Linked DNA regions of Homo sapiens: region 2 is linked to region 1. Evidence: read pairs that join two places in POLR2A ChIA-PET (ENCODE). Cell type or tissue: MCF 10A. All regions are shown on one strand. Each heading gives the region's core, and the rest is flanking DNA. Links, peaks and the distances in the headings are about the cores only.

The links. ChIA-PET counts read pairs that join two places held together with the same protein. Peaks named below come from ENCODE experiments on the same cell type or tissue, not always from the same donor. Only the 100,000 strongest peaks of a DNase experiment are listed, where the experiment ranks them.
Region 2: POLR2A ChIA-PET joins it to region 1 with 5 read pairs; 2 of 35 experiments call an interaction of 5 or more read pairs at or near these places.

What each region holds. Positions count from the first base shown.
Region 1 is chr2:13,521,128-13,525,679 of GRCh38, reverse strand. LOC105373485 (a long non-coding RNA gene) reads left to right here. Exons shown (of 2, transcript XR_922814.3): 2 at 2,325-4,552. Among named protein-coding and RNA genes, the nearest start is that of MIR3125, 790 kb to the right of the region's middle. RefSeq lists enhancers at 2,149-2,518, 1,898-3,097. In MCF 10A, for the core only: no CTCF peak of the experiment used is centred there; a DNase peak (open chromatin) is centred at 2,309.
Region 2 is chr2:13,464,883-13,469,434 of GRCh38, reverse strand. No RefSeq gene overlaps it. Among named protein-coding and RNA genes, the nearest start is that of MIR3125, 730 kb to the right of the region's middle. In MCF 10A, for the core only: no CTCF peak of the experiment used is centred there; no DNase peak of the experiment used is centred there.

The sequences.
Region 1 (4,552 bases), core at 292-4,291:
TGTTGACCAATTTTGAACCATTCTTGTTTCCTACTTAATGTGAAAAAAAATACAGTATCATCTTTAAACCCTTCCTTTTTCTTTCACCCTGTCAATGTCTTCACTGTAAACCATGCTAGCACATACCAAATATATATATGTGTGTGTGTGTGTGTGTGTGTGTGTGTGTGTGTGTGTGTGTGAAATCATTTCAAATTCTTATTCTGCATACTGGGAGAAAATAAATTCTAGACTTATTTGGTACTGAAGTCATTAATACCAAAGAATTTCCATATTAATATTACTACTCATTGATTTACTGTGTCAGTATGACTCTGTTACACCTCGTATCTGCCAATAGTGATTAAGCGCTGAATGGCATTTACCTGTAACATTTGTCTACTATGAACTGTTTTCAGGAAGATTTAATTTACACATTTAAGGACAGTAGAGCCAATATAATGTTGTTTAAAAATAGCATTTCTTAACTGCTATAAGACATCTATGAGTCTTCAACCCTATTATTCTGTCTCTTCCTTTCGTTTTTATTAATGACATTGCAGCACAGCTGAAGGCATGTCACAATTTATCATTTATCTTGAATATAGAACATGGATTAAAACAATAAAATTAGTCACCTATATATTGGCTTTCTTTTTTTTAACTTTTCAATTAGATTGACATCATTAGGAAAGACATTGACTATGAAGTACATCAAAATGAAGAACAAGTGGATATATTTTCACATGAATCCAGTTTTGTAAGTGGCTTATTAGGAAAGTGAGGTGGGAAAAGCAGTGGGAACGCGGAGGGCTATATCCTTTCTCTAGCTTGGCTGCTAACTCATTATTTATCTCAACAGGGTTACATCTCTCTAAGCCATAATTTATTTCTCTATAAATCTATGAGTTGGGAGTAACAAGCTGGTTTTCCCCAGGTATTAACAGAGCTACTTCCAGGGTTCACCACAATTGTAACTTGGTTTCACTTCTGATTTTACATTTAACTTTAAAAAAGAAAACTGAAAATTTTCACGTGTGGATGCTTTATTCATCAACTTTTCATACTTTGTGTTTGTTGTGGAGTGAATGCTGGATTAATCCCTTTTTTGAGTGTAACAGATAGTCTCCTCTGCATTTTTTGCTTAATTAAAATTGCCACTCTACTATGGACTCAATTATGTCCACTAAAAATGTATATGTTGATGCTGTAATCCCCAAATGTGATAGTATTCAGAGATAGAGCCTTTGGTAGATGAGGTTGTAAGGGTGGGGCCCTAATGATGAGATTGTTGCCCTTATAAGAAGAGACACCAGAGAGCTTGATCACTGTCTCCACCATGTAAGGACAATGAAAAGGCAGCCAGATAGAATCCAGGAAGAGAATCTGATCCTGCTGGGCTTCTAACCTCCAGAGTTCATCTTGGACTTCTAACCTCCAGAACTGTGAGAAATGAAATTATTGTTGTTTAAACTACCCAGTCTATGGTATTTGATATAGCAGCCTGAGCTGCCTAAGACATCTTTTTCTGACTGTAACAGAATAAAATCTTTTCTGCATCCTTTGCTTCATTAAACATTTTTAATATATAGATTTTTAAATTTATGAGAGTTTTATGGATATTAGGCAACCAAAACAAAGCGACAAACTCATTAGGATGTTACAGGCTTTATAAGACCCCATGAATTCCCTCCCCCATCTCAAAGTCACTTATTTATTAAAATGACCTTAATTTTCCATATGATTTTTGTTAAATACATACTACCAGTTTCATTGTGTGTATTTTTTATTGTATTAAAAAGTTCCTTCGCCTATTCTGTATGTCCACATATAAAATAGCCTGTGACAAAAATATTCTACACTGAGAATGTGAAACTTGAGAAAAGGAAAATAGCTGAGAGCAGTCTGAGATCTGCAAAGTATGCAGACCCAGAGAGACGTGGGTATGGGATTCAGTCATGCTCACACCCCACACCCATGCCTAGGGGAAATTGTTTAAAGTCATTTTGTTCCTGACTGCCTCACTCAATACCTTCATGTTCTTAGAATTTATGATACAAAGAACAATGCTGAGCCAATCAATGGCTTATATTATTTTAATGTAAATCCTCGGTAAAAACCTCAGGAACTGACTCTTTCTTTCCCTTTAAAATCCACTTGTTACTGTTGCTAATCAGAGTGTATATTCAGGACAAATAGAATCTATGCTCTTGGGCTGCAGCCCTCAAACTTGGCCCAAGTAAACTCTGCTTAGTAATAGATTAATTTTAGCTCAGCAGGTTCCTTTGAGATAGGCATATCTGGCATCGTCAGCAGGATTCAGAGTGACTCATTCTCACCACCAGGTGCGGTGTTTCTGCCTGAAAGCAGTGCTTGATACCAGCACGAACTCTGCATCTTCAGAAGTCCCACTGGGTGTTCTGGGTAAGTTCTCCAGAATTAGGACCTCCCACTCCTTGGTTGAAATATAGACTTTATTTGGCTGTTTTTCAAACTGTCTCTTTTCTTTAAGAGAGGGCTTTGGTCTCTGTCTTTGGACACAAGCTCCAAGTAAAGAGCTCTGTAGAAAATGTCTTTTTGCTGCTGTGTCTCACAGGAGAGGTTCAGATCAAGGTTCTTCCACCTCTGCCTCAGGACTGGAGGCTTAGGTCAAGGTTTTTCTGCCTCTGTCTCACAGCAGAGGTTCAGGTCAAAGGATTGGCAGTTAGACACGGATGGTTTTGTTTTATATGGCCTACTTTTAAGATTAAAACTGTTTCTTCTGCTTAAAAATTCAGACCTATCCTTTTATTTGAGACCAATTCCTGTTAGTTTCTAACCGAAAAGTGTTCCCTCTTTTTGCTCTTCCAAACAGGTACACTATGAAAGTCTGGTCCTCATACACTGAGCACACTATTGCTCCCTGGAAGTTAGAGACAGTCTGAGATAAGTTACACTTTCACCCTAAATACATTCCCAGGCTTGACACTTTTGAAAAGTTCCTAAATTATGGGAAGTCAAGCATCAAAATTAGAGTATTCCTTTTAGAAACACCAGCTGGATTTATGTATAACACTCGTGGGGTATCCTCTTGTAAAGGCCTAGGAAAGTGGACCCACCTAACCTGGTGATACAGAAGGCAGAAATTATTTAGGCAGATAGTGAGGGCAACAGAGTTCTTGGCAGAGCTTCCCTTCTAACAAAAAGCAGCCCCCCAAATCATTGCTTTTCTAACAAAGAGCAGCCTGAAAAATAGAGCTGCAAACATAGATAATCAAGCAGGAAGCTTGCACGGGCGAATGCTGGCAGAGGCACCAATAGAAAAGGGCCACCTGGGGGCCAGGCATGTCCAACACGGAGGCTCCATCTTCCCTTTTCTTGTTACCATGTGTAGAGTAAAGAAACGGGCAACATGGCACAGCTCAGGCAGAAGACCCGCCTGCATAATAAAAGATTATGGTAGGGGTGGCCAGAAATTCATACCCTATGCACACGGCACATCTAGTCCCAACCAGTTTTTCATGACCTATGCAAGTGGCACACCTGGTCCAACCAATGTTTCACACCCTGTGTAAATCAAACACTGCCTCCTCACCAGGCATCTATAAAACCCCTTGCATTTCACCATGGATCCGGCAACCCATTTTTCTGGACCCCTGTCTGCAACAGAGAGCTCTTCTCTTTCTTTTGCCTATTAAACTTCCACTCTCAACCTGACACTTTATGCATCTGCATCCTAGATTTCTGTGTCTGTGAGACAACAGATCTTGGGTGTTACTCCACAATGAGGCCATTTCACTGGGACGATCATAAACAGCAGTAACCAAAATAAGAATCCTTTGCTATGTTGAAAATAATTCTTTGTGCACACAATTGGAAAAAAAAGCTGGTTTTTGCACCACACAAACTGAATCAGAGTAGTTTGTTTGTCTTGAATTAAATCTGGTAATAAGAAATTTAAAAAGATTCTTTCTTAGAGCTCTATGGTCAGAAGTCAGCTTAACTAAAAGCTGACATTTAGGCTATAATTTTAAAAATAAGAATAAAAGGGGCTTTCTGCATTTTCTTCTTTTGGATCCTGTTTTGGGGGATTTTTTTCCGTTGACTGAAACTCTTTTTAAATGTGTTTGATCCCTCTGGTTACTTCCTATCTTGTTGGCATAATTTTTGCTGAGAAAAATGTAAAACATCATTTGCCTTTTAGAAAGCTTAACATGCCCCCAAATTGGCTCTTATAAGACTTATTCTTTTGTTTCTTTTCACTTCTGATCCTTTTTTCACTATTTTTGATACCACAAATAATAGTAGTAATAATAATAATAAAATAATATAGTATATCTCTAGAGGAGATATATTGTATTATTGTCTTTCAAAATTGTATGATATTCCTAAAATTATGATGTGTTAACATATGTTGTCAGACACAAATATGGTTATTATGTTACACTGTCATTCGCCACAGAATTTCCTTGTCAATTGTGTTTTTAACCATGGTTAGTCTAAGTCTTTTGTCATTCATAGAAAATTATTGTTTTACTTGGATTCTTCTCAGAAAGTGGTTTACAATTGACAACAGTCCAAAATTTGCTTTTTT
Region 2 (4,552 bases), core at 418-4,417, 56 kb after region 1:
TGTTACATCTCTCCAATACAGTCACTTTTTCTGAAATGTGCCAGCTTTCTTTATGGGACTCATGCATTTGCATAATTCAAATGGACATTGGAATGTTCATGAAATCCAATATTCTACAATATTGCATGTTTAAAAATCTTGTGTGTTTTAAATTCTGTGCTTAAAAATCTGTATTATATTCTGTTTACCAATTCAGGAAAGATTGAATAGATGTTCAACAAGTTCAGAAATAAATATGGCATAATAGAGTACAGGGATGATTCACTAATACAGAAAGAATATTTAAAATGTCAATGAACAGATTAAAAGTATATTACAAATGCTATTTGTGAAAACAAAAAGATGATGGGGAAGAAGTTTTAGCAGCACTCAAAGTAATATAAAATTCCTATGAAAAGATTCTGAAGAACCAAGTTAATGTTTTTGAAAATGGGAACAGGAGTAAGACAATCAGCTCTATGTTTTTTCACTCATTGATTCAGTTATCAAACATAAACTAAGAGTCTACTCTATTTCAAGAAGAGGAGTATAAGAGTCAAAGAAGGCCAGTATCTTTTTACAAGACTTTTCTCATGTCTCCATTGACAAAATTATTATTATTTATTAACTTTAGGAAAGAGGACTATGGTACATGTCAACTCTCTATTGTCTTCACTTTTCCTGTCTACACACGTCACAATCTTCAGAGGCTGCTGTCACCCCCATTATTTTGTTCCTTAAATATAAAAGTAATTGAAATGGTAACATCTATACCAGTGTGTACTCAATAATTATTTGCTATGTATCAACCAAATCTTAATTTGTTCCTTTCAAACATAGTTCAGTAGAAACTCTTTATGCTACATATGTGCAACTATGTACCAAAAATTGTGACAATGTCCTAGGAAAACACAAATAAAAGACACGGCTATTGTCTACAAGAAGTTGAGACTAATGGATGGGGGCAGATACATACACATGAAATTTCAAAAAACAACTTGGCTAGGTATGTTAGTTGAGGTGAGGACTAGTTAAAATGTAGCGTAAAAATAAAGATGATGTTTCATTAGGATTTTGAGCATCTAGGTTGAGTGACTGAAAATTCACTTCAACCAGCAATTGTTCTAGGTGAAGGAAATGTAACTGATGACTCATTGTAAGGCTGAAAACCTTTCCTGATCATGGTGTTAAAAGATTTCCAGGAACTGGCTTGAACAAATGCTCTCAACCTCATCTTCAACTCCATCATACATCTTGCACTCTAGTTCTAGGAATCAACATTCATGAAGCATTCTGCTCACTTTTATACTCCTTTATACTCTTGCTCTTTTATTGTCCATTAGTGTCTCATGCACAATTACCTTGAAGGAAGTTTACTTACCTGTCAAAGCTCAGTTCAAGTAAAATATTCAGTACCAAGTTCTCTCCTTATATACGCATAAGAATACACACATTATGTTCTTATATAATAAACACAACATTAGATTTAAACATCCTCTGGTCTGTGCAATTCATCTACTTTTTTCCCCATCTCTGTTATGGTACATATATTATACACAAAGTTTTTATATGTGGCTCTTCCTCCCCTACTACACAATGGCTTACATTTTTGTGGGGTCTGTGCCTTATTCAACTTGAATTATCTAGTTTTCAAAGAAAGAAGTCCTCTAAATATGCCTAGTGAATAGAATTTGGATAATACAGTATTTTGTTTCTTACTGAGATTTTTTAATAAATAAAAACAAAAAAAGATCAGACTCAAGTTGTCAGAAGTGTAATTCTGTGTTTATGTAATATTGTTTTACCTCAGAACTTGTATTTTGACCATTACTCTAAAAAGTCATACAGCATTGTAATAACAGCACAATAATTTTTATTTAAAGTAATTAGGGGATTACAATTAAAGTAATTGGGGGAAAATTACTTAGAATTTTGCAAATATGCAGAGATTTTACGGTTTTCTCTTTGACCTGCCTAGAGCTAACACTAAAATAACCCATATAAAACTGTAAATTTTCTTGTTGAAAACTGTCACACAAGTTCAACACAATTATTTGAGGTATTCGCTTTGTGTCTCTGTTTTAGAGCACACGTGTTACTATAAAGCAAAACATTTTTCATACTTCCAAATGAGGGGAAAATTCTCAAATTCAAGCAATTCTACAATTTTCTCTAATTCTTCCATAAATACATCTAAGGCATTAAATAAAAACTTAAATACAGTACATTTTAATCTCTGAAACATATCAAGTTATATCACCTCTATCATGTATTTATTTATACTTTTATATTTTTAATGGACTTTATTTTTAGAATGCTTATTAGATATACAAAAAAATGAAACAGGTAATATGGAGTTCCCATATATTCTGTCATACAGCTTCCCCCATTATGAACATCAGATATTAGTGTAATATATTCATTACAATTAATGAACCAATATTGACACATTATTATTTACTAAAGTTCACTGTTTATTCAGATTTTTAAAGTTATTACCTAATGTAATTTTTCTATTCCAGTATCCCATCTAGGATATTATATTACTTAGTTACCATGTTATATATATGTATAGTAACTAAGACTATACATGTCTGTAATTATTTTTGTATGTTTTTTTCTGGATCTATACATAACTAAACAAGGGTTCACACTAATGTCTCTTACTTAGCCCATTAGCACATGGATCAGTCTAGTCTCCTTCAATGTGTTATCTGTAAATCCCCACTCCATCAATGAGAAACTTGACTTCTACAATCTGCCATTTATATACTTAATTGTTCAGTTCAGTAAATATGTATAGAAGTATCAACATTGTTAACCCATATTTCCATGGAAAACAACTTCAGTAACTAGATTGCAGTGCCTACGTATAATTTCTTTTGCCTTTAATCTTACAGTCCTCACTCATTTAAGAAGTTAATCATCATCTTTCCCCTCCTTGTCCCCCACCACTCTCTTCAGTGAGGTTGTTTTTTACATTTATATTACAGTTTAGATTCATTGTCATACTCTGCATTACTTCACGGGATTTTCCCACCTCTGAAATAAATTCTTTCACATTTGCATACATTATAGTTCACTATCTACGTTATAAAGTTCTATGGGTTAAGGGAAAGGCATAGTGTCATGTAGTCACCATTATATTATCATGCAGAATTGTTTCTCAGCTCTAAAACCTCCCCTGCCTTTCACCAGTCTTCTCTCATTGCCTCCAGAATCCATGGCAACCACTGATCATTATACTGTCTCAAATTCTGCCTTTTCCAGAATGTCATATAATTGGAATTATACAGTATGTAGCCTTTGCAGACTGGATTATTTCACTTATCTATGTTAATTTAAATTTCCTCCAGGTGTTTTCATGGCTAGGTAGCTCATTTATTTTTAAAGGTAAAGAATGTTCTATTAAATGTACCACTGTTTATTTTTTCATTCATTTTAAAGAGGGTTTTGGTTGTTTCTAGTTTTGGGCAGTTATGAATAAAGCTATGAAAAATATTTGTGTGGATATTTTGAGTGGCGTACATATTTGAAAGCAATTGAGTAAATACTTGGGAAGATGATTGCCACATCAATGGAAAAACTATGTTTAGCTTTGTAAGAAACCACCAAACTGTCCCCCAAGATGAATGACCTATTTTCTTTTTCCATCGGCAACCAATGAAGAGTTTCCATTGCTGTACAGCCTCAATAGCTTTAGCATGGTCTGATTTTTGCATTTTAGCTATTTTAGCAGGAGTAAAGTGCCATTTTATTATTTTCCTTAGTAAGGTTTTTGTTTAGGTCTGTTGCCCATTTTTAGTTGAGTGACTTGTTTTCTTATGTTGAGGTTTAAGTGCTCTTTGTATATTTTAGATACAAATCCTTTGTCAAATATGTGTGTTTATGAATACTTTAACCCAGTCTGTGACTTGTCTTTACATGCTTTTAACAGTGTCTTTAACAGAAATTTGTTTTTTGTTGTTGTGGTGATGGTGGTTGTTGTTAATGAAGTCCAACTTACCAGTTTTTTTCTTTCAAGGACTGTGTTTTTGGTGTTATAACTACATACTCATTGCCAAGTCCCAAATCACCAAGATTGTCTCCTATATTTTCTTCTAGAAGTTTTATGGTTTTGCATTTTACATGTAGCTCTATGCTTTATTTTGAGTTATTATGTATAAGATACGTGTCTAGATTAATTTTGTAGCATATAGATCTCCAATTGTTCAAGCCCCATTTGTTGGAAAGGCTATCCTTTGTCCATAAATTGTCTTTGCTCCTTTGTCAGAGATCAATTGGCTATATATTGCAGGAGCTTATTGTCTTCCATTGATCTCATTACTGTAACTTTATAGTAAGCTTTGAAATGCAGTTGTCAGTCCTCTGATCTTATTCTTTGTCTTAACTATTGTGTTGGTTATTTAGGGTCTTTTTGTCTCTTCTTGTAAGCTTTAAAATGAATTTGGTAATAACTACAAAGTAACTTGCTAGAATTTGGTTTAGGATTGTGTGAATCTGTAGATCATATTGGGAAGATAAACAGTTTAACTATATTGAGTCTTCCAATCCTTAAACAGGGAATATCTCT